Linked DNA regions of Homo sapiens: all the other regions are linked to region 2. The links are chromatin loops, found by intact Hi-C in ENCODE. Cell type or tissue: A673. All regions are shown on one strand.

Region 1 (8,000 bases), 69 kb before region 2:
GGTTTGTTGCCCTCCGGTGGCAGCATGTGGAGTTACCTCCTCCTTTAGGACCTGCTCATTCTCTCCATCCCCACGGGACACAGGAAATGCTGGCCACTGCTGGCTGCCCCTGTTCTGCCTGAAGCCCATCGGGTGTCATCAGGGCTGGCTTTTGCCTCCAGAAGATGCATAGTCATCAGCTGGTCATCAGGTCATCAGCTGGCCTAAGGAAAAAGACCCAGGATGCCAGATCCCTTTTTCCACTCCACAGCTGGGCGCAAGCAGTTTGCCCGCCATGAGTGGGCCCAGAAGGCTGCGTACCTACTGGGCTGCAGCCTGGAGGAGCTGTCCTCAGCCATCTTCAAGCACCAGCACAAGGGTGGCACCCTGCAGCGCTCCACCTCCTTCCGCCAGGGCCCCGAGGAGAGTGGCCTGGGAGATGGGACAGGTACCCTTTGTCCCTTGGCTGGTAGTTGTGAGTGTGAGGCCTCATCTGGGGCTTGCTGCCATCCCTGGGGCGGGAGGGGACTGCTGGAGTGAACAGATGCTCTGTCAGTGGCAGAGGCCCTGCCCCAGGCCCCGTGCTGACTGGGCCCTGGGCAGGTCAGGGGCTTACCCAGATGGGGAGCCCTGGGGAGAAGGAGATAGCGCTGCTCCCCCTGCCCCACAGGCCCGAAACTGAGTGCACTGGAGTGCCTTGAGGGCATGGCGGCCGGCCTCTACAGCGAGCTCTTCACCCTTCTCGTCTCCCTGGTGAATAGGTGAGTGCCAGGCAGGACCCAGGGCTTTTCCTGCTTTGGCAGAGGTGGAGTAGATGCCTTCATGCCTTGTTGGCCGAGGCAGAGCCGGTCTCTTCCAGCAGGGGCTCCCTGTCCCATGGGCTATGAGCAAGGCCAGCATGCCCTCCCCACCAGGGTCCTGGGCAGGGATAGAGGTCTGGCTTGGGCAGGGTGGGGCTTCCTGGTGCCCGGGGCCAACCAGCGAGGCTCTGACCCAGGCTGTCCCTATCCAGGGCTCTCAAGTCCAGCCAGCACTCACTCTGCTCCATGATGATTGTCGACACCCCGGGCTTCCAGAACCCTGAGCAGGGTGGGTCAGCCCGCGGAGCCTCCTTTGAGGAGCTGTGCCACAACTACACCCAAGACCGGCTGCAGAGGCTCTTCCACGAGCGCACCTTCGTGCAGGAGTTGGAAAGATACAAGGAGGTAGCTCTGGGGCCTGGGCCTCATCTAGCCTCAGATTCTGGCCTTGGCACCCACAGCGAGGGCATCTGTGGATGCAGAAGGCATCACCTTACTCTCCATTTCTGTCCTCCTGCGCTCTCTGGAGCAGGAGTCGTTCCTTGCCCCCTTGTCCGTGGCCTCTGGCTTTGGCTACGTTCTTACTTGGTGGAGAGTTTACTCTCCAGGAAGCCTACAGGTGCATTGAGGGCCCCCAGGAGGCTACCCTTGGCCTCTTTTGAGGCACCTCCCAGGCCTGGTGATTGCCACTGTGTGGTTCCTGCTCCAAGTGTGTCTGGGCCTGGCCTTCCCGTCTCCCTTCCCTGATCTGTGAGGGTGCCAGGTGATGATTTAGTGCCTTCTGTAAAAGGGTGTCCCGGATGGGACGAGAACTGGAAATCCTGCCTCATCTGGAAGTGAGTTGAGTGAATTGTCAGGATATTTATTTGGGGCGAGAGAGGATTCAGAAGGAAAATGGCAGTTGTCTTCAAGTGTTTCAAGGATGATTGTGTGAAATTGAGAGTGGGCTTGTTCTGTGTTGCCTAATCAACTCATGTGAGTAATGAGAATGTGACTCTGGCTTCGGATAAAAAGAGGTTCTGAGAATTTTAGCTGTGCAAAAAATACAGTGTGTTTCCTTGGGAGCTGTTTCATTTGGGATGATGGAGGGAGCTCCTGCACGGCACAGAAGGAGGTTGGCCTTGCTGATCTCAGAGCCCCTTCCCAGCCTACTCACAAGGCTGTTCCCCACAATGTGACCCCCATGCTCACTACCGCTCGGCCTTCTTTCCCAGGAGAACATCGAGCTGGCGTTTGACGACTTGGAACCCCCGACGGATGACTCTGTGGCTGCTGTGGACCAGGCCTCCCATCAGTCCCTGGTAGGAGCTCCAGAGAGGGTTTGGGCAAGCCTTTCCTCTCGTTCCCCACCCCTCTCCCCGTGGTGGAGCCCTCCCCATCTGAGCTGCTGCTGGGGGTGCCACTGTGGGCTGAGGGAGGGTCCAGCAGCTATGCCCAGACACCAACTACTCTCTGGTGCTGGGGCTCTGCCCCTCAGCACTCAGGCAGTCTTGGCCAGGAAGGTGGCACTTTCTTCTGCCCTGGTGCCCTGGGGAGCCACAGCCCATGGGGGTCCCAGTCAGGCAGGAAAGCATATCTCCTTTCTCAGCAGCTGAGGCTCGGGCCCCAGCTGGTGACTGGCTGAGCCTCCAGTATGTCTGCTAGGAGCCCTGGTGACCAGTCCCAGCTGGTGAGGGCCTAGACCCCAAGGACATAGTCATTCCCTCCCATTGTCCCCAAGTAGAGGACTGGTGCAACCTAACAGAACAGGGCCAGGAGCCAGCCTCCCGCTCCCAGGGGAAACAGTGCTAAGCTGTCAGACGCCCTCTGGGGGACTGTCATGGATATGAACCCTCACCCCTCAACTTTGGGGGCAGGCTTTGTCACCCTTTGTGCTAGTGTCCTGGGCACCTTGGCACTCGGTGGGGGACTGGCTGGCCTAGCAAACTCTTGGCATTTGGCGATTGTCCGCCATTAGGGAAATTGCATAAGGTGCTTTATTGGAGAACTGGCATTTTTGCGAGGCTGCCGACCTCCCTGCTCTGCTTTGATCCCTACCTCTCCCTCCCTCTTCTCTGCCATGAGGCCCTGCTTGGCTTGCACAAGTGGTGGGGCTGCGAAAGAGTGAGTATCCCCCCGGGGACAGATGTTTAAAGTGCCCAAGCACCGCATCTCCCCAGGGAAGTGAATTTTCTTTTCCTGACACCTGGGCTCCTATGGTGGCCTCACTCAGAACCGTTGTGGTTCCCGGGAGAGGGGGGATGTCAGCATGAGCAGCAGGAGTCAGACAGCATGTGGGAAGAGCTTGGCTCTCCTTTCTCTTCTGTGGTCTCTCCTGACTAATGGACCTTGGCATGGGGCGGCTGCACCCCTGGGGAAGGGGCCCTCGGTGCCAAGCCTGTCTTCCCATCTCATTGCTTCATTGCTCGTTCCTGCTACTCGGTTCCTGCCACTAGAGTTGCCTTGGCCTTTGGCCACATTCTGCTTCCTTCTGGTAATCACGCCAACTCCCTTGGGCATCTGCGGGGAGGAGATGCAGGCAGCTGGGGTCAAAGAGAGGAAAAATGGCCCTTTTCTCACTTCTTTTTTCCTCCAGCCCCTGAAGGCCAGGCCAGAATAGGGTGTGGGGAAGGTTCCATCCTTCCTGCCCAAGAAAGATGCAGGAACTCCACAGAAAAGGCACCTTCAGGCCAGATGTGGCCACAGGCCTAGTTTGTTTGGCCTTCATGGGATATTGGAAATTAGAATTAGATATTTCTACCTTCTCTTGAAGAACCAGAGGGTTTATCAATGCTAGGCCAGTGTTCTTCCAGGAGAGCAGCTAGCTGCAGCTCAGTGGTGGTTTTTCCCTTTGGATAGGGATACCTGCTCTCTAGCTTGCCCCAGCCTCTACCCGTTTTGGCTGCCACGTCCGTTAAGTCACCTGTCTTATGCTTTTGGCCCTTGAGTGACCCTGCAGTGATCCCACTGGCAGCCATCTGAGCCCCCTCTGGGTTCTCTCCTTTCAGAGACCAGGATTAACCTCACAGCTGTCACTTACTGACAGCTTCCTTAGGGCCAACTCTTGTGCTCAGGGCCTTCCAGACTTTATGCCACTGCCAGGGAGTGAGAGCAATGTGGGGTTCATCCAAGTCCCTGGTGACCTCCGAGGGGACGAGGGTGGAGGAGGGCCTCGGGGCGCGGGCTCGGGCCAGCAGGAAGGCTGCAGTCTTTGGTGACTTTGGACTGGAGTGCTAAGCACCCTCTTTTGCTGTGGGCTTCCCTCTGCTCACTTTCTTGGCTCCCCTTTCCCCGGGCTGCCCGCTTCCTCCACAAGGTGTCAGCAGTGAGCGGCAGGAGCTGCGGCATGTGCGTGTGTGCATGTGTGCACATGTGTAGCATTCTGTAGGGTGTGTTTGGGCCCGGCACCACCCTGGCCCCTTTCCCACAGCTCCATATGACAAGGAGGGATTTCCTTCCTTCTCTGTAGGTCCGCTCGCTGGCCCGCACAGACGAGGCGAGGGGCCTGCTCTGGCTATTGGAAGAGGAGGCTCTGGTGCCAGGGGCCAGTGAGGACACCCTCCTGGAGCGCCTTTTCTCCTATTATGGCCCCCAGGAAGGTGACAAAAAAGGTAGGTGGCATCCCTAGAGGGTAGCTCCTCTGCTTCCTCTTACATACAGGTGGGTCCAGGTGGCACTCCCTGGGAGGGGGCGGGGGTCACTTTGTGCCTGTACCCTGACGACCTAAATCTTGCTTCTCCCACCATCAGGCCAAAGCCCCCTTCTGCACAGCAGCAAACCACACCACTTTCTCCTGGGCCACAGCCATGGCACCAACTGGGTAGAGTACAATGTGACTGGCTGGCTGAACTACACCAAGCAGAACCCAGCCACCCAGAATGCCCCCCGGCTCCTGCAGGACTCCCAGAAGTAAGACCACCACTCCCTCCGCCCCTGTTCTGTACCCAGGACTGTTTTGATTTTGGGGCTCCCTCCCCCTGGGGTTGTCTCAGAGGCCCCCTCACTAGCAAAGTAGATGGCCTTTATTCCTGAGAGGCAACAGCCCAGGGCACTTGGCCTTGAGGAGCTTGAGGGGCCTCTTGAAGTAGAGGTGGGAGGCAGACATGGTGGGAGAGCCTATGGTTTAAATGTGAAGAACACCCTCAAGTCAAAGAAGGCAGGAGCGGCCTTAGAACCCCCAGCCCCACGGGCCCTGTCATCCGTTCTACTCTTCAGAAGATGGTTAGTGGGCACCTACCCTGCGACAGGGGCTTCTAGGTGCTTGGCAGATAATAGTAAACAAAACTGAACTCCCTGCCCTTGTGGAATTTACATTCTAATGGGAGAGACAGATAATGAACAATAAACATAATAAATAAATTATATCGTATGTTAGAAGATGTTGAACCCTAACCCCTCCTGTCACATTGGAAACTCTTCCACACCTTTGCCCTCCCTGGTGAGGGGAAGTAGATGAGTAGATTGATCCCCTCTGTCCGATTCCTGTCCACCCCTTGGCTTCTGCCCACCTCTGGCTTTCTCTCCTTACTGTTTGAAAATTTCTCCACAGTTTGTTTCTCTGTAGGGTGTGGGGCATGCAGTTCAGGTAGCCAGGCCCCTGGACGTGGCTGAATGGGACTGTTTAGTGTTCTGGGGCCTTGGGGGAGGAGCGGCCTTTCCCGCTCCATCGATGTGACTGCTTTTCCTCCCTTATCCTCCCACCTCTGGCAGAAAAATCATCAGCAACCTGTTTCTGGGCCGCGCAGGCAGTGCCACGGTGCTCTCTGGCTCCATCGCGGGCCTGGAGGGCGGCTCGCAGCTGGCACTGCGCCGGGCCACCAGCATGCGGAAAACCTTTACCACAGGCATGGCGGCTGTCAAAAAGAAGTCACTGTGCATCCAGATGAAGCTACAGGTGGTGAGTGCCAGCCGGGTCCCAGCAGGCAGGCCTGGGGACCCTTCCTTACCCCTGGTAGGCAGGCCTGGGGACTCCGAGCACACTGAGGCCATCTGGTGCCCACTCAGCGTCCCACTGTGACTCAATGGCTGCAGGTGGGGGTCTTCTTTTCAGTGCTGCCACCTGTGAGTGGCCACCGAGGCCCGGCGAGGGCAGAGTTGTCCAGGTTTAGCATGTCCTGGCTGGTGCTGGGGCCGCTGCTACCCTGTGAGCAGTGGAGACGCTGGCACCAGTCCCTGCTCTTCTGAGCACAGGCCATCAGAGCCCACTGAGGGCAGTCTCTTCCCCTCGGCAGGACGCCCTCATCGACACCATCAAGAAGTCAAAGCTGCATTTTGTGCACTGCTTCCTGCCTGTAGCTGAGGGCTGGGCTGGGGAGCCCCGTTCCGCCTCCTCCCGCCGAGTCAGCAGCAGCAGTGAGCTGGACCTGCCCTCGGGAGACCACTGCGAGGCTGGGCTCCTGCAGCTCGACGTGCCCCTGCTCCGCACCCAGCTCCGCGGCTCCCGCCTGCTCGATGCCATGCGCATGTACCGCCAAGGTGGGGCCTCCTTTCCTCTCCACTCTGGGCTCTCTTTTCCAGAGCTGGCCCTGCCCGGCCCCACCTCCCACCTGCGACCCGTGGGCTGCAGTGGGGCTGCTCCTGTCTTTCCTCACGATCCTTTCTGCTCTGGTCTCTCCTCATCTCTCCCAGCCCACAGCCCCTTTGTCCATTTCCTTCCATCCTGCAGAGTCCCCGCCTCCTCCTCTCCCTTCCATATTCAGTTCTCTTTGTCCCCCTCCCTTCCTAGCTCCACCCTGCACCTTGTCATTTGTCCACAGCTCCCTTTCTTCCCACGTCCCTAGTTTGGACAGTTCAGCTTTGCCCACAGCAGCAAACCCAGTGCCCTTTCGGAGCCATCTGCCCAGTGAGAAATGAGGTGCTAAATCTTTCTGAAGTACTTAAAATTCCCAAGAAAGGTCAGACAGACCCTTTTTTATGGACCCATCTAAAGGAGGCGACAGACAGGATGATAGTATTAGTGGTTACTTAGAGTCCTTAGAAGCTGTTATCGGTGGCTGGGGGCCGGGATAGCACACTGGTATCATTCCAGATGAGGAGACTGAGGCTCAGAGAGGTTAAGTAGCTTGCCCAAGGTCACACAGCTCCTGAGTGGCAGAGTGGGATTTGACCAGGCAGGCTGGCTGTAGAGTCATGTCTCATGTCTCTCAAGTAGGGTGGGTTTTTTTTGTTTTTTTTTTGTTTTTTGCCTGAGAAGTTATGAGTTGCTGGGTTTCTGCTGTTTTTCTCCTTCACTAGAAGAGCAGGTAGGGTCCCACCCACCCACAGCCAGGTCCCCTTCAGGCATTCCCATGGGCACTAAAACTTCCTTAGCAGCCCAAGCCAGGAAACAGGCTCCCTGCCCTGCTCTAAATAAATCATCGATCTGTCCCCACGTCTTGATATGGAGTTGGTGTTTATTATTTCAAAACCAGATTGTTACCGCTCTGAACCAAAATCAATGTGCGTTACTCAAACAAGCAGATCGATGAGGCCAGCAGCGGCAGGCCCCCCTTCCCTCACCCGGCCCCCAGCCACCGCACTATAGCACTGATGATTAATTAAGATGCCAGGCGTCCAGACCTGCTATCCTGGCCCATCAATTTAATTGCAATTCAGATACAATCAATAGCTCACTTTGTCTTGGCCCCTCAGCAGCCCCCACCTCCTGTTTCAATTATCAGGCACATGCATCAGCCTCACCTCCCAGCTGGAGGGTTTCCCAGAGCCAGCTAGCCCGTCATTGCTGTGGAGCATGCCCTTGGCTAGCTGTCAGGAGTCCAGGTTTGGAAGCCAGTTCTGCCCCCAGCAGCAGCCTTTGTGACCTTGAGCAAGACAGTCGCTCCTCCCAGGCCTCCGTTTCTGTGTCTGAAAGATGAGTTGGATCTGGCTTAAGATCCCTTTCTGGTTTGAAATTCTGTGATTTTGTGGGAGTGGAGTTCGTGGCCCTCCACCCTGGGCTCTGGTAAGATCAGGGTGACTTGGGGTCACTTCCTGCTAGCCACTGCTCTGACCCACTTTGCTCCAAGCCAAAAGTCAGGTCACACCTCCCCTGACCTGAAGCCCAGACACTCTTCAGGGAAAGAGAATCTACAAGTCTTTTTGGTCACCTGGCCTAGGACTCAAGGTCAGGGTGAGGCAAGGAGGGCAGCCTTTCTCATGTCCTGCTCTAGTGGACAGAGGGGGAAAAGGAGTGTTTATTAAATGCCAACCAAGTGAGTCACACTGTGCTTTTTACCTGGTTTCTCATTTAATCTCCATGACTAC
Region 2 (8,000 bases):
GTAATTCTGTGATTTGCATTAATGGGATAAGACCCTGACTACCCGGCAGCAACCCTCTCATAAGATTGTGAGGAGAATGGAATGAGTTATAGGTGTCAGGTACTTAGGCAACTCTTAGTTTTTTCTTTTCTTTTCTTTTCTTTTTTTTTCTTTGAGACGGAGTCTCACTCTGTCACCCAGGCTGGAGTGCAGTGCAGTGGCGTGATCTCGGCTCACTGCAACCTCTGCCTCCCAGGTTCAAGCGATTCTTCTGCCTCATCAGCCTCCCTAATAGCTGTGATTACAGGTGTCCACCACCATGCCTGGCTACTTTTTGTATTTTTAGTAGAGGCGGGGTTTCACCATGTTGGCCAGGCTGGTTTTTAACTCCTGACTTCAGGTGATCCACCTGCCTCAGCCTCCCAAAGTGCTGGGATTACAGGCGTGAGCCACCATGCCCAGCCTAGTTTCTTATTGTAAACACTACATATATGGTGAGGAGGAGGAGGAAGATGGTTTTCCAGGTGCTGTTCTAAGCCCATTACCTACTTATCCTCACCCCAGCACCATGACACAGGTATTAGTATCCCTACTTCACAGATGAAAAAAGCTGAGTCTCACCAGAGGTTCAACAGCTCGTTCCAAACCACACAGCTGAGCGTGTCAGAGCTGAGATTTAGAGCCAGGTCCAGTTCCAAAGCCCGTCCAAATTCCTGTCCTCCTGGCAAAGAGGAGGATTGTGCGCTTCTGAGAGTCTCCTACCCAAGGATCCCTCTCCCTCTTTCCTGCTGCCACTCCCCTTGGTATCTGTGGTTGTTGCACCCATCTGTCTCCTCCTGCCTTTCCTCCCACTGTTGCTCAATGGAACAGAATGCAGCTGACCCAGAATGGGTCAATAAGGGACTGCCCCTTATTGAAAGGTGCTAGACATTGGGCCAAGTATTTCACAAAAGTCTCATTTAATCCTCTCAGAGCCCTATCGTAAAAAGTGAGGCACAGAGAAGTCAAGAAACTTTTCCAAGATCACACAACTGGTGTGGAATAGAGCACAATGTCAAACCTAAGCCTGTCTCACTCCAGAATCGTCTCCCTCGGAAAGATTCCAGACACTCTAACGTCTCTTAGTTGCCTCATTGTGTGCTAGGAGGAAGTGTGCCCTCTGAGGCCCAGGGCGATTCTTTTAGCAAAAGATGCTCAGCAGTATTCACAGACAACTGACAGAGAGGGGTCCCTCTGCCGGGCCACCCACCAGCAAGACATGCTCCTTTATTTGGGTGCTGGGTGCATTAGCTGCCTCTGAATAAATCTGTAATTAGCTGCCCTGGCTGATTTGCATAATGGATTTCACTTTGTTCTTAAGTTAATGGTATTTTTGCAACAGAACACTAACCTCTTGGTTCCTGGCCATTAAAATAACCACCACCCTATCAGGTAGAGCCAGGGTTTGTAGGAAGTTCAGTTAAGAGTCACAGAGGAGGTGGGAGGGAGGTGGGATGGTTAAAGTTCCCATTGCATCACAGATTATTGGCTTTCTTTCCCATGAGTGTTTGAAAGGTCAAGGGTTGGAGAGAGCCATGAAGGCAGCAGAGAAAGACGTGGAGGCTCACTCCCTGGCAAGCAATCCAGCCTGGGGAACGTCCCCATTTTGTTCCTACAGGAAAAGGTACTCAGAGAGAACAAAATGGGTTTATAGGGCTGCTAAAGGGGGTGAGGACCCCTCAGGAAAAGTTAGGATGTTGATTTGACTATAAAGAATCCTGGGCCAGGCACGGTGGCTCACACCTGTAATCCCAGTACTTAGGGGGGCCGAGAAGGGCAGATCATGAGGTCGAGAGATCAAGACCATCCTGGCCAACATGGTGAAACCCTGTCTCTACTAAAAATACAAAAATTAGCTGGGTGTGGTGGTGCGCACCTGTAGTCCCAGCTGCCCGGGAGGCTGAAGCAGAAGAATCACTTGAACCCGGGAGGTGGAGGTTGCAGTGAGCCAAGATGGCGCCACTACACTCCAGCCTGACAAAAAAGCGAGACTCTGTCAAAAAAAAAAAAAAAAAAAAAAAAAAAAGAATCCTCCTGAAAGCAGCCTCCTCCTCTATCTCAACCCCTGCCCTAAAAGAGTTGCAGAGGCCTCCACAGAGTTGAAAATACACACTCCAGCAGACTCCTGTCCACTCTGGGCATCTGCCACACGGTGCCTTGCCAGCAGGCTTTCCAGTACTGCTTCTGCTAGCCTTGGACACATGGTCTGAACCCAGTCCTGCAACGCAGAGCCTGGCCAGAGTCAGCTGGACCTGTGGGGTGACCACCATGACAGCAGAACTCTTCCATGCATCTGGTACTTCTTGAGGCCTTGTGTCCCTCCCATTGCATTCCAAATGTTCCATGGCGCTGCCACTTCACACACTAAAAGTACCTGCAGGTGCAGAGCCCCACGATTCAAGGAATTCCTCCCACAGCCCACCTGTGCAATTGGGTTCCAGCCTCGTGCTCCAGCTGGGCCCATATCTGATAGCACTCATGCATCATCCGGGTGTAAAAGTCTTCCAGGTACGCCTTTCGGATTATCCGGCTTTGTCCATGGGAGCTTCCTCGGGAGTGTGGTAGAAAGAACTGGAAGTGGAAAACAAGAGAGATGATGGAAGCCATTACCCCTCACACTGCATCCCCTGTTAAGAGCCATATCAGCATGTGCTGTCAACCAGGAGCCATTTATCCTTCAAATATTTCCACACAATCTGGGGAAGGATTATGCACAGGAAGATAATTTGAGCCCAGGAATTCAAGACCAGCTTAGGCAATATAGCAAGACCCAGTCTTCTCAAAAATTTAAAAACTATCAGGTGTGGTGGCACTTGTAGTCCCAGCTACTTGGAAGGCTGAGGTAGGAGGACTGTTTGAGCCCAGGAGTTTGAGGCTGTAGTGAACTATGATAGTACCACTGCACTCCAGCCCGTGCAATAGAGTGAGATCCTGTCCCCCCACAAAAAAAAATTCACACAATCTTTCCAAATTCTCTCTTTATGACCAATTTACTGACTTGGCAATCAAGATAGAAGTTCTTCAATAGCACTAACTTAGGCTTCCTTTTTGCTAACGTTGTTCACATCCAGAAGTTCTTTTGTTAGCTAGTCTTCAACCATCCTGCTGCAATCTCACCTCACTTAGATTCACAAAGAAGCAAAATTAGAAAAAACCTTCCAGTTCAACTACTCCAGCCCCTTCATTTTATGAACAAGGAAACTGATGCTGACTTTATTTCTCTGTGGCTACAGATCACTCAGGGTAAGAGAACCACCTCAGGATTCAGCAACAATGAGTTTCCTGAGAGGATGAACCAGGAATCCCTTGGGCTTTGAGAAAACTGATAGAGAAATGAAGAAGGTTTCTAACTACTCTGGCTCATTACCAAGAAGAGCAAACCATAGCCAGCCTGGGTAGCTGCAGGCAGAATGGAAAGGGAGAGTCCACTGCAGTGGATAGCTGGGTGGCCCTGTCCTCGAAGGACCCTGCAGACACACAGGGCCCACCCACATATGCAGTGGTCACTGCAGACTGCACTGCGTAGCAGGAAAAATAAGGCCTCAGTCTCACTTATCATGTGTCAAACAAGGAGGCTGCTATTATCTGGAGGTGGCAAAAAATAAAAAATAAAAAAAAAAAACAGAAGCTTCTGCTGGGTTCTGGTGTGAGAGGCCAGGAATATGCAAGACAGAATCCTACCTCTTAGGCTGATAAATCAACCTTTGCCTCTAGGCAAAATTATCTTTACTTTAGGTTACCTAGAGCAGAACCAATTATTTTTCTGGGGTGGGGATCAACCATTTGGGCACAGAAGGGAAAGAGTAGTGAGAAGGAAGAGAACAGGGCCTAGGACGCTTGGTCAAGGGCAGGAACTGGGAAGCAGTAGAAAGAGGAAATGTGCCTAGAAACCCAATGTGGGTATGAGGGATGTGAAACTTCTTTGAATTGCCATGAAACACACTAGGCAGCTAAGATACAAATTACACAGAATTTTTGATGATTCAGTCCCTTTGGCCTTGCCCTGTAGCCTGCTGGCTCTGAAAACCCTTCTGCAGGGGAGGAGGGTAGGACAGTCCTTACAGCTGGGGGTGCAGAAGGGACACAGTACCTGCTCCAGCAGGAGGATCCTCTTCCTGTGTTTGGCCAGGTGGTATGCAGTGAAGCAGCCCTGGATCCCCGCCCCAATCACAATGGCGTCCCAGAGATCTTTCTGAGCCGCCATGATGCCACTCAGCCCCACAGCCACAGAGCCTCAAAGGCAAAGGCAAGCAAAGACAGGCTCCCGGCTAAAGGACGAGGAGGAAGGCAAAGTCCAGCCTGGCCAGTGTTCCCACAATGCCCTGGGGTCGTGTCCTCCCGCTTCCCTCTCTGCCAAGCCTGGCCCAGGGCTCAGTCTCCCTTCCCCTGCGGAGCAGAGCTGGGTAGTCTGATTTGTGAGGTTTAGCCCAGCTCAGCCGCCAGCCTCACCCTTGCATCCCTGTGGCTTTCTATTCTTGGCTCAATTATTGTCATGCAAATGGGCTCCTTCCTTTGCCACCTTCCTGTCTCATTATGATCTTTGTCTCAGGACTTCGGCCCTGGAATTTCAATGCCTCCTAGACCATACTGGGCACCGGGAATGCTGCCTCCCCCTGCTGGTTTTCCCCTCTTCAGCCTGATTTGCTTTAGAGATTCTAGAGGGCCCCGCTAAGAACTTGGCACGATGCCCAGAATAAGACCCACCTCCCTGGTGGGTGGTGAGGTCAGGGGGTAGAGGCAGGGGCCAATTGGGAGGGCAGTTTTGTAATTATGAAATTATTCCCAGCATGTTTTACTTTCATTTTGAAGAAAGAAGAAATGATCCTGAAAAGACAGAAAGGGCAGAGTGAGAGGAGGAGCCCTCTCCTCAGCCACAGAGAGGGGACCAGGCCAGCCCAGTGCCTGGAGGGGCCCCGTGTTGAGCATCTCTCTGTCCCAGGCAGTATGCTTAGTAAGTACTGATACTGGCATTTGGGTAGGGCTTGATTGTCATACAGTTCGAGGGTACTCTTTGAGAAAAAGAAAAAAGGAGAATTATTAATACAAAATTAGATGCCCGGATGTGGAAGAAACTGTTCAATTAAGGACCCCCATGGTTGAAGTTTCATTTGCTTCATGGTAAATTTGCCTCTGCATGAGTTATCTCATTTACTCCTCATAGCCCTAGGAGTTTCTGCGGGTTTTTGTTTTTGAAGTTTTGGTTTTTGAGAGGATCTCTGGGATCTCACTGTCACGCAGGCTGGAGTGCAGTGGCACGAACTCGGCTCACTGTAGCCTCCACTTCCTGGGCTCAAGGGGTCCTCCTACCTCAGCCGCCCGAGTAGCTGAAACTACAAACGCATGCCACCATGCTCAGCTAATTTTGTTTATTTTTTGTAGAGACGAGGGCTCACTGTGTTGCTCAGGCTGGTCTCGAACTCCTGGACTCATACAATCCTCCCACCTCATCCTCCCAAAAGCTTGGATTACAGGTGTGAGACACTGCACCTGGCTTAGGAGTATTTTTATGCCTACTTTTGGCAGATTAAGGATGGCCCCAAATTCTTTTTCACTCCTTCTATCACAGACTCTGTGACTGCTTGACCCATAAAATATGGCAAAAGTGATACCATGACACTTTCTGGCACAGCCCTAAAGAGACTGGCAGCTTCCTCTTCTTATGTTGGAGCCCTTACTTTTTTTTTTTTTTTGAGAGGGAGTCTCGTTTTGTCATCCAGGCAGGAGAGCAGTGGCACTATCTTGGCTCACTGCAACCTCTGACTCGTGGGTTCAAGCGATTCTTCTGCCTCAGCTTCCCGAGTAGCTGGGCCTACAGGCGAGCGCCACTACACCCAGCTAATTTTTCATATTTTTAGTAGAGACGGGGTTTCACCATATTGGCCAGGCTGGTCTCGAACTCCTGACCTCATGATCCGACCACCTCGGCCTCCCAAAGTGCTGGGGTTACAGGCATGAGCCACCGCACCTGGCCAAGGAGCCCTTACTCTCTGAGCCCTGAGCCACCATGTTAGAAGTGCAGGCACCCTATGGGAGAGTTCACATGGAGAGGACCTGGGACCAGGTGGAGAACTCTATATAAGAATGAAGTTATCTTGGTTTGGGAGGCTGAGTCAGGAAGGATCGCTTGAGGCCAGGAGTTCCAGACAAACCTGTGCAACATAGCAAGACCTTGTCTCAAAGAAAAGTGAAGTCATCTTGGTTCCTCCAGCCCAGCCTAGCACCAGCCAAATAGTACCAAGTGACCCAATTGATGCTGCATAGTGCAGAAGAATCACCCAGTCAAGCTTCATTCCTGATCCACAAAACCATGAAACAGAATAAAATGGTTGTTGTTTTCAGCCACAACATTTTGGGGAGGTTTTTTACACAGCCATAACCAAAATATTACTTAATGGCTGAAGACGTGAAGGCTTAGAGAGATTCTATCTTACCCAAAGCAACACCCCTGGTATACAAAGACACTGAGGCTGGGCACAGTGGCTCACGTCTGTAATCCCAACACTTTGAGAGGCCGAGGCGGGAGAATCACTTGAGGCCAGAAGTTTGAGACCAGTCTGGGCAACATAGCAAGACCGCATCTCTACAAAAAATGTTAAAAATTAGCCAGGGATGGTGGTGCATGCCTGTAGTCTTACTTACTTGGGAGGCTGAGGCAGGAGGGTCACTTGAGCCCAGGAGTTTGAGGCTGCAGTGAGCTATAATCACACCATTGTACTCCAGCCTGGGCAATGGAGCAAGATTCCAGCTCTATGGAAAAAAAAAAAAAAAAAAGAAAGAAAGAAAAGAAAGACACTGAACTGTGAACCTAGGTCTGTCTGCCCCAGAATCCGTTCCTTTAACCACTGTGCTTTACTGAGGATGAGTCAGAACTTGTAATGATGATTCCGATTTCAATATTTTGCTATTTCTCCCACAATGAGTGGGAGAAAATAATGGTCCAGGAAACCCACATGACTACAGGGAGCTGCCCTGCCTCCTTACAGTGGCCTGCCAAGGCCGCCAGCAATGCTTCTCATTCCACAAGTAATCCCCCAGACTGATCTTGGCAACTGGCTGTCCTCTCAGCCTAGCCCTTTTGTTCTTAGGAAAACAGGAGCCCAGAGAGGAGGTGCCATCGGACTGGATTTTTCTTTATCTTTTTTTTTTTTTTCCTGTTACAGGATTTCAGTCTGTCACCCAGGCTGGAGTGCAGTGGTGTGATCATAGCTCACTGCAGTCTCAAATTCCCAGGCTCTGCTGATCCTCCCACCTCAGCCCCCTGAGTAGCTGGGACCACAGGAGTGCACTACCACGCCCAGCTTATTTTTTGTAGAGACAAGAGTTTTGCCATGCTGCCCAGGCTGGTCTCAAACTCCTGGGCTCAAGCAATCTGCCCACGTAGGCCTCTCAAAGTGCTGGGACTGGCTGGGTGCGATGGCTCACGCCTGTTATCTTATCACTTTGGGAGGTCGAGGTGGGAGGATCTTTAGAGGCAAGGAGTTCAAGACCATCCTGGCCAACATGGCGAAACCCTGTCTCTACTTAAAAATACAAAAATTGGCTGGGTGTGGTAGTGCAGGCCTGTAATCCCACCTACTCAGGTGGCTGAGGCAAGACAATCCCTTGAACCCGGGAGGCGGAGGTTGCAGTGAACCGAGATTGTGCCACTGTACTCCAGCCTGGGCGACAGAGCAAGCCTGCCTAAAAAAAAAAAAAAAAAAAAAAAAAGTGCTAGGTTACAAGCAAAACCTACCATGCTTGGCTTTTTTTTCTTCTAAAAAAAAAAAACCCCAGAATATATATATATATATATATATATATATATATATATATATATGTATGTATATTTCAAGAGTCCAGAAATCCTCACAACTCCATATGCCACTCCCACCCCCCGGAACAGGCCAGCATCCACATCACAACTGGACAGCTCCCCAGAATAAAAAATGGCTGACATAACCGAGAAAAATGTACTATCTGAGTATGTAAAGGCTTGATATAAA
Region 3 (8,000 bases), 60 kb after region 2:
CCCTTGTACCCACACGCTGTCATGCCCTCCCCCGAAGCTGACAGTTGGTGCTGCCATGAGGCGGGGATCAGGCCTGAACTCGTCCCAGAACTTTGGTTCCCGTGACTGCCCACCTCAGAGGGGCCAGAGGCTTGGGAAATGCCTGGCACCTCTTCAGGGGCTGCCAGAGTGACAGACAGTGCCACCTGCCCTTCCAGAGGCTGCGGTGGGTGACAGTATATGTCTGTCCATAGATGAGCTCTCCCCAAACCCAGTATGTCTTCACTCCACAGATGAGCAGACAGAGGCTTGAGTGGGCAGCCCCCGCCCAGGTCACACAGCTAGTGTCACATCGATTTGGGATTGGAACCCAAGGCTTTCTGGCTGACTGGTACAGAAAGATCTGCAGAAACAGCAGCGCTGAAGGGGCAAGCCAGCTGGCCCTGAGGTGGCACCACTGCCTGGTTCGGCGGTTCCCCCAGGCTGGGGCACTGCGTAATGACTCCAGCTCCACCGCACACCACCACTGTGAACCTGGGCAAGCTCCTGGGCCTCACTGAGCCTCGGTTTCCCCATCTATAAGACAGAGGCCATAACACCTACCTAGCTGGACGCTAGAACACGCCCCAGTCCTTAAGGCTTCCCCTAAACACAGGCTGGGCCCCGCCCCCCATCCCGATCCAGATCTGGTGGGGCTGGGGCGCAGGTGGCCTCCGCTCCACCCTCACCCAGCTGGGCCCTGGGAAGTGAGGCGGGGTAAGCGGTCCTCCCAGGGAGTCCCAGGCTGGGGTTGGGAGGAAGGGGCCTCCAATCCCAAGAGGGGCCATAGCGGGGCGGCGCGGGCAGGGAGGCGGGAGCGGGAGAGAATCCACCGGGGAGGCATCCTGAATGGCTCATTAGTGCCGATGAAAGCCTTTTTTCATTTCGTCTAAATACTTTAAACAGGGCTCCCTCCGATGTCTATTTGCACAGCTTAAGAGCTAATGCGGGGGGAGGGCCCAGGCGGCGGCGGGGCCATGCCAGGGCTGGGGGCGGCAGGCGCTGGGAAGTTCCTGGGCAGTCTCCACCAGGGATGGCCCGCGGGGAAGGGAGGGGTGTTTCCCGGACCCAGCCCACTCGGAGAATGCAGCCCCCGGCCCTGCGGGAGGGGAGGACTGAGCAACTGCGGAGTGCATCCTGTGTTCTGGCACCAGGTGGGCCTGGCAAGTGGGGATCACGGGGACGATCTTGCTGCGGCCCACCGCTGTGTCCCCCACCGACATGCAGGGCCTTGAAGGTGGTCGCCCTTTGCATGGTGCAGTATTATCCTTGTTTTATGGATGAGGTATTTGACATCCTCAGGGTCACACATGCTGCCACCCAACATGGAACATGGGTAGTCCCCCAGAGAAGAGAGAGCCCTACCTGCCAGGGGCCACCCCTTCCTACCCTAGAAGCCTGCCTCAGTGTTCCCCTGACAGGGGCTGCCTAACCTCTGACTGTGGCCTTCTCCCTCAGCCTTCAGAACTCTCCTATTCAGAGCATGCAGATTCACACAAAACCCTTCCAAAGTGCCCATTTTATAGCTGAGGAGGCAAAGGCTCTGAGAGGCAACTTGCCAGGTTCACATGACTTTTAAGTGGCAGAACTGACACTTGAACCCAGGTCTGTGTGGCTCTGTGCCCTGGCCCCACACAGCAGTGTTGTTGGGTCTCCGGTTTGGGTTTGAGGCTCAGATGTGCTTCAGGCACAGGGTGGGGGCTTCCCTGGGTCCCAGCCAGAAGGCTTCCTGAGGGCCTGCTCGACCAGGGCCCAACCCAAGTCCCAATGCCAGAAGCTCTGGCCCCAGACTTCTAAATGGCGTGAGATCTTCGACGAGTCCGTGCCTCTCCCTGGACTTAGTTTCTTCAACTGGCTGGAGTGTTGTCTGCTGTGTAGCTCCAGTCTGCCCCTCCCATGAGGCAGGTGGGTATGTGGAAAGACCTAGGGCTTTGAAGCCAAATCATCGAAGGTTTAAATCCCAGCTGCGTCACTGCGAGACTTCAGGCGAGTCCTTGCCTCAGCTCTCTAGGCTTCAGGTCTTTGTAAAATGGAAATAAAATTCCCATCTCCCAGAGGCGCAGCATCCATTAAATGATACAAGGTCTGGGAAGGGCCTGACACAGTAGTGCCTGATGAGACTGGGCATTAGAGCCCCTGACACCTTCTTCTGCTGTCCCCTATATCATACTCTCCCTTCGTCAGTCCCTGCACCCCTGAATTCAGTCAGCCCAGGCAGAGAGAAGCCCCTATCCACTGGCCACAATCCTGGGAAACTAGGGGGCAGGTCTCAGGGCCTCAGGCCTCCAACAGAGTCAACCAGGGGGTCTGGAGATGCCCTCTCCCCAGAAATGGCTTGTCTCCCAGAGGTTATCTTACCCTCTATGACAGTGGGTGGCACCCGCTGGGACCAAGTGGCAGCTGATTTTGGAATCAACTTGCTCGTTTGATATGCTATCTCGATCCCAGATAGCACAATCAGTGCAATCGACAGTGATGGGAGGTGCCCATTAGTGCTGCTCCATTGCTCAGCACCCACCTGGCAGCCAGCGGGAAGAGCTGTGCCTGCCCTGGACACTTCCTGAATTAGAGAATCTCTGTGCACTCCCTCTCCCAGGAAGAGTCACACAGGTACCTACTCTGAGAGCCAAGGGCCACATCTCTTGTTGGGTACTCTGGAAAGGGGCCGCATAAACAATGCCCGGATCCAGGGGGCTCCAATCTATGTGATTAGAAAAGCCCCCCTTCCTTGCGCCATGCTAGAATCAGTCTCAGCTTACCTGGCATAGCCTGTGTGATGTCTGGGGGGTGGGCAAAAAGAGGAGCCCTGTTCTGGCATGTCACAGGCACTGCCTGGACCTTCCGTAACTTATTCAGATGAAAGACAGGCACTGGTGGACCATCTGCTCTGGGGGGTGTGGGCCTGGCTGGACATCTAGATTGGATGGTGTTGTCAGTGGCTGGCACACAATGCCAAGACACAGATGGGCTGCTTTAGTGGGCATCTCAGGAGATAGCAGTTGGTCCTGGTTTCTCAGGGATGTGGGGTGCCCAAGCTCCTCTGACCCAGAAGAATGGAGAGCCCTCCAACCTGTACCCACCTCCCCCACCCAATTTCCTCCCTCCTCCCATTTGTCTGACACATCAGAGCTGCTATGGTCTCCTGAACAGAACGTAGGCCATCTGCTGCTTCCTCATGCCTGCCAATCTATGGAGTGGGTGTGAGCCTCTGGAATGACAGCCCCACCACCAGACGTGCGGAGGAAGCGACCTTCTCCTTGCAAACTCTGTGATCTCACCCCGGCTGTGTTTCCCTTCAAGTCCTCATGCAGCCATTTTGAGAGCTGTAAGGATCAGAAATATCCTCCCAGGCTTCTCAGAGCTGGCAAAATTCTGTATGAGCTGAATCTGGAGCCAGCATTCATTGACCTTTTCTTGGCAGTTAAGGATCTGGGGAGCCGAATGGGCCACAAGCAGAATATGCATCATCTCTCCAGCTATGTGGTTGAATAAGTCAACACAATCAATAGCAGAGCAATCTGTACCTCAGACCAGAGATAGCAAATCAGTTTCATCCCCCAGAGCCAATCTCATTGATTGGTAGTGGCTGCCTGAATAACATTGTGAGAGGGAAGTTGCTAAGGACCAGGTGGCCTTAGCAAGAAATAACCAAAATTGATTAGCAATGCCTGCCATGGATTAGGGAGTGGGTGGGTAGCATGCTAGATTTCCATTCTACACCTGTTTTTCACCCTGCCCTAGATGGAACCTGATTAGTGTCACCAGAAAGATTAAGGGAACTCAGGGGGACATATCAAATAGAGACGGGATGTAATATTATCTCAGTCAATCCTAAAAAGGAAACCCAATTTTACAGATGAGAAAACTGAGCTTCAGAGAGTTTGGGTTATTTGCCTGAGGGCACACAGCCCTAGAGTAGTGGATCTGGGATTTGAAGTTATGTCTGCCTAGCTCCAGAACTTGGCTCTTCCCACTCTACTCATATTACTGCTCTAGAAGGACCATAAAAACAGAAATGAGTACAAAAGAAATGATTTCCTGAGAACGGAGAGAAACTACTGGGCCCCTAACAAAGAAGTCATGCACCCATGGTCGGGTGCGGTGGCTCATGCTGTAATCCCTAGGAGGCTGAGGTGAGAGGATTGCTTGAGCCCAGGAGTTTGAGACCAGCCCAGACAACATAGTGAGATCTCCATCTCTACAAAAATTCTAAAAATTAGCCAGGCATGGTGGCATGCACCTGTAGTCCCAGCTACTAGAAGTGGGGGTGTGGGGACTGTGGCTGAGGTGGGAGGATCGCTTGAACCTGGGAGGTTGAGGCTGCAGTGGAGCCATGATCACACCACTGCATTGCAGCCCGGGCCACACAGCGAGACACTGTCTCAAAACCAACAAACAAAAAAAGAAGTCATGCAACCATGAGGAAATCTAAAATAAAATCCCAAATATGTGACGCATTTCCTGAGGCTAATGACCAGCAGGTTCACTGAGAACAGGAAATGAACTTGAATGCCCTATCATCTCAGACAGGAAAGACACTGTGGTGGGAGACACACTTACGGTTTTCATCTCAATTCAACTGGTCGCGTGACTTTGAGCAAGTCACTTCCTTTCTCTGGCCTATTTCCTCACTAGTAAAATAAGGCCTCTGCTCTTCATTAGGGATGGCAAATATTTGTCATGTCAGTCTGAGGTGTCAGGTGTGACCTCGTGGAGTGCTGTGTTGAGGAGGATTCTGAGGCTGAACCTGAGAACAGTAGGAAATAGTGCACGGATGGGCTAGAAATGCCTGCCTCTGGTGCTGGAGGAGAAAGAGTATCTCATGTGCCACCCTTGAAGTATGTAATAGCACCTCACTTCCAGTTCACAAATTCTGTAGTTCCGTGATTCTCAGCAGTGAGCACGCTCCTCAGGGCTGTCTGTCAAAAGAGAGCGGGCCCCCCCACTACTCGAGTTGGGCGTGATGCTGCTCTCTGGAGCAGGGGGAGAACCTCTGACCATCCCTTATTATTTCAGGACTCTCTTTAGAGGCCCCAACCGTGGGGAAAGGACAAGCCCCAGGCATCGAGGAGACAGATGGCGAGCTGACAGCAGCCCCCACACCTGAGCAGCCAGAACGAGGCGTCCACTTTGTCACAACAGCCCCCACCTTGAAGCTGCTCAACCACCACCCGCTGCTTGAGGAATTCCTACAAGAGGGGCTGGAAAAGGGAGATGAGGAGCTGAGGCCAGCACTGCCCTTCCAGCCTGACCCACCTGCACCCTTCACCCCAAGTCCCCTTCCCCGCCTGGCCAACCAGGACAGCCGCCCTGTCTTTACCAGCCCCACTCCAGCCATGGCTGCGGTACCCACTCAGCCCCAGTCCAAGGAGGGACCCTGGAGTCCGGAGTCAGAGTCCCCTATGCTTCGAATCACAGCTCCCCTACCTCCAGGGCCCAGCATGGCAGTGCCCACCCTAGGCCCAGGGGAGATAGCCAGCACTACACCCCCCAGCAGAGCCTGGACACCAACCCAAGAGGGTCCTGGAGACATGGGAAGGCCGTGGGTTGCAGAGGTTGTGTCCCAGGGCGCAGGGATCGGGATCCAGGGGACCATCACCTCCTCCACAGCTTCAGGAGATGATGAGGAGACCACCACTACCACCACCATCATCACCACCACCATCACCACAGTCCAGACACCAGGTCAGCTACCTGCTGGCTTGCAGATGTGGAAATGGGGATGGGGGAGGCTGCGGGGCCCCTAAAAGCCTGTCTCTGACACTGTGCCAGCCTGCCCTGCCCTTTGGCACCAAGGGCCAGCCTGCAGGAGGCATGTAGATTGGACCCAGATAGACCTGAGCTCAAATCCTGATTCTTCAGCCAAGTACAGTGGCTCATGCCTGTAATCCCAGCACTTTGGGAGGCAGAGGCCAGTGGATCATCTGAGGTCAGGAGTTCAAGACCCTCCTGGCCAACATGGCGAAACACCATCTCTACTAAAAATACAAAAATGAGCCGGGCATGGTGGTGGGCACCTGTAATCCCAGCTACTCGGGAGGCTGAGGCAGGAGAATCACTCAAACCTGGGAGGCAGAGGTTGCAGTGAGCTGAGATTGCACCATTGCACTCCAGCCTGGGCAACAGAGCGAGACTCTGTCTCAAAAAAGAAAAAATCTTGATTCTTCCAACTATAACATGACCCTAGGAATTCTATTTAACATCTCATCTCTGAGCCTCATCTGTAAAATGGCAATAAGAAAATAAACTTCTGGCTGGACACGGTGGCTCATGCCTGTAATCCCAGCACTTTGGGAGGCCGAGGCAGGTGGATCACCTGACATCAGAAGTTCAAGATTAGTCTGGCCAACATGGTGAAACCCCGTCTCTACTAAAAATACAAAAAATTGGCCGGGCGCGGTGGCTCATGCCTGTAATCCCAGCACTTTGGGAGGCTGAGGCGTGTGGAACGAGGTCAGGAGATCGAGACCACCCTTGCTAACACGGTGAAACCCCATCTCTACTAAAAAATACAAAAAATTAGCCGGGCGTAGTGGGGGGTGCCCGTAGTCCCAGCTACTCAGGAGGCTGAGGCAGGAGAATGGCGTGAACCCGGGAGTCAGAGCTTGCAGTGAGCCAAGATCATGTCACTGCACGCCAGCCTGGGTGACAGAGCGAGACTCTGTCTCAAAAAAAAAAAAAAATAGCCAGGCATGGTGGTGTACACCTGTAATCCTAGCTACTCGGGAAGCTGAGCAGGAGAATAGCTTGAACCCAGGAGGCAGAGGTTGCAGTGAGCTGAGATCACGCCATTGCACTTCAGCCTGAGCAACAAGAGTAAAACTCCGTCTCAAAAAAAAAAAAAAAAAGAAAGAAAACAAACCTCATTGAGCTACTGTGAAAACTGAGATAAGATTGCACATGTTAGGGGGCCGGGTGCAGTGGCTCACGCCTGTAATCCCAGCACTTTGGGAGGCTGAGGCGGGCGGATCATGAGGTCAGGAGATGGAGACTATCCTGGCTAACATGGTGAAACCCCATCTCTACTAAAAATACAAAAAAAAAAAAAAGATTGCACATGGTAGGTGCCTAATAAAAGGTGGTCCCCTTCCTTCAACAGGAGACTAGACATCACAAGAGGTGGTCTTCACCACACACACACACACACACACACACACACACACACACACACACACGGTTCAGCCTTAGTTGGACCACTTCACCAGAGCTGGCACTAGCTTTGTGTCTCCTCCTGCCTCCCAGGCCCTTGTAGCTGGAATTTCTCAGGCCCAGAGGGCTCTCTGGACTCCCCTACAGACCTCAGCTCCCCCACTGATGTTGGCCTGGACTGCTTCTTCTACATCTCTGTCTACCCTGGCTATGGCGTGGAAATCAAGGTGAGTGATCTGGATCTGGCAAGGGCAAAGCTGGGGCGGGTGTATTCTCTTTCTTCAGAGAGGCACATGCTATGAGAGGATGTGGGGATGATTAGGGGCATCAATTGTGGGGCATCGCCTAAGGCCAGGGCTGGGAGATGGGCCTAAATGGTTAGATTCTGCCCCGTGTGTTTGGCAATGGCCTAAGCCAAGAGGGGCTGTGGGAGGGGGCTCTAGCCTTGGATGGGCAGGGGACTGGGTGAGTATAAACCCTACATCTGAATCTATGGGCTAAGCAGAGAACACAGGGCTGCCTCGCTGGGCCTGAGAGAGTCATGGAGCTTCACTCATTCATTCATTCATTCAGCAAATCCTCTCTGAGCAGTTCCTCTGGGTCAGGTTCTGTGCTGGCTTCTGGGATGCAGAGGTGGGGGAAGACAGACCTGATTACACCATCAGAGAGGTGATCAGCTGATAGGAAAGTCAAATCTACAGGCCAGCCTCCTGTCCCCAGCCTCCCTGGGTTATCTCATCCCTCCGTTAGGATTAAGACTTTCTCTTAATCCCGAGGCCTGAGGCTACAGGTCCTCACAGATGTCCCACAGGCTCCTCAACCTCCACAAACCC

The links. Hi-C counts contacts between places; a loop is a spot of excess contacts. Peaks named below come from ENCODE experiments on the same cell type or tissue, not always from the same donor. Only the 100,000 strongest peaks of a DNase experiment are listed, where the experiment ranks them.
Region 1: it touches region 2 in a loop (2.5-fold over the local background); 5 of 110 quality-filtered maps call a loop at or near these places.
Region 3: a loop joins it to region 2, with 2.3 times the contacts of the local background. A loop is called at or near these places in 9 of 110 quality-filtered maps.

Annotation. Positions count from the first base shown.
Region 1 is chr17:29,108,091-29,116,090 of GRCh38, reverse strand. It overlaps MYO18A (myosin XVIIIA), which reads left to right. Exons shown (of 42, transcript NM_078471.4): 12 at 251-427; 13 at 650-740; 14 at 992-1,184; 15 at 1,994-2,080; 16 at 4,228-4,369; 17 at 4,508-4,667; 18 at 5,469-5,655; 19 at 5,990-6,233. Among named protein-coding and RNA genes, the nearest start is that of MYO18A, 68 kb to the left of the region's middle. RefSeq lists an enhancer at 6,930-7,512. In A673, CTCF peaks have their summits at 18 (motif pointing left), 2,607, 3,852 and 4,064 (motif pointing right); DNase peaks (open chromatin) are centred at 2,570 and 4,100; H3K27ac peaks cover 1,896 bases.
Region 2 is chr17:29,039,448-29,047,447 of GRCh38, reverse strand. It overlaps PIPOX (pipecolic acid and sarcosine oxidase), which reads right to left and starts at 4,307. Exons shown (of 8, transcript NM_016518.3): 1 at 4,109-4,307; 2 at 2,441-2,589. The coding sequence starts at 4,222. RefSeq lists an enhancer at 3,940-4,828. In A673, a CTCF peak has its summit at 4,635 (motif pointing left); DNase peaks (open chromatin) are centred at 3,327, 4,657 and 7,027; H3K4me3 peaks cover 426 bases; H3K27ac peaks cover 4,955 bases.
Region 3 is chr17:28,979,074-28,987,073 of GRCh38, reverse strand. It overlaps SEZ6 (seizure related 6 homolog), which reads left to right. Exons shown (of 17, transcript NM_178860.5): 2 at 5,035-5,703; 3 at 7,261-7,394. The region is part of intron 1 of LOC105371716 (a long non-coding RNA gene); the gene reads right to left. Among named protein-coding and RNA genes, the nearest start is that of SEZ6, 23 kb to the left of the region's middle. RefSeq lists enhancers at 779-1,419, 4,198-4,247. In A673, a CTCF peak has its summit at 3,226; DNase peaks (open chromatin) are centred at 923, 3,253, 4,043, 4,553 and 1 weaker place; H3K27ac peaks cover 6,557 bases.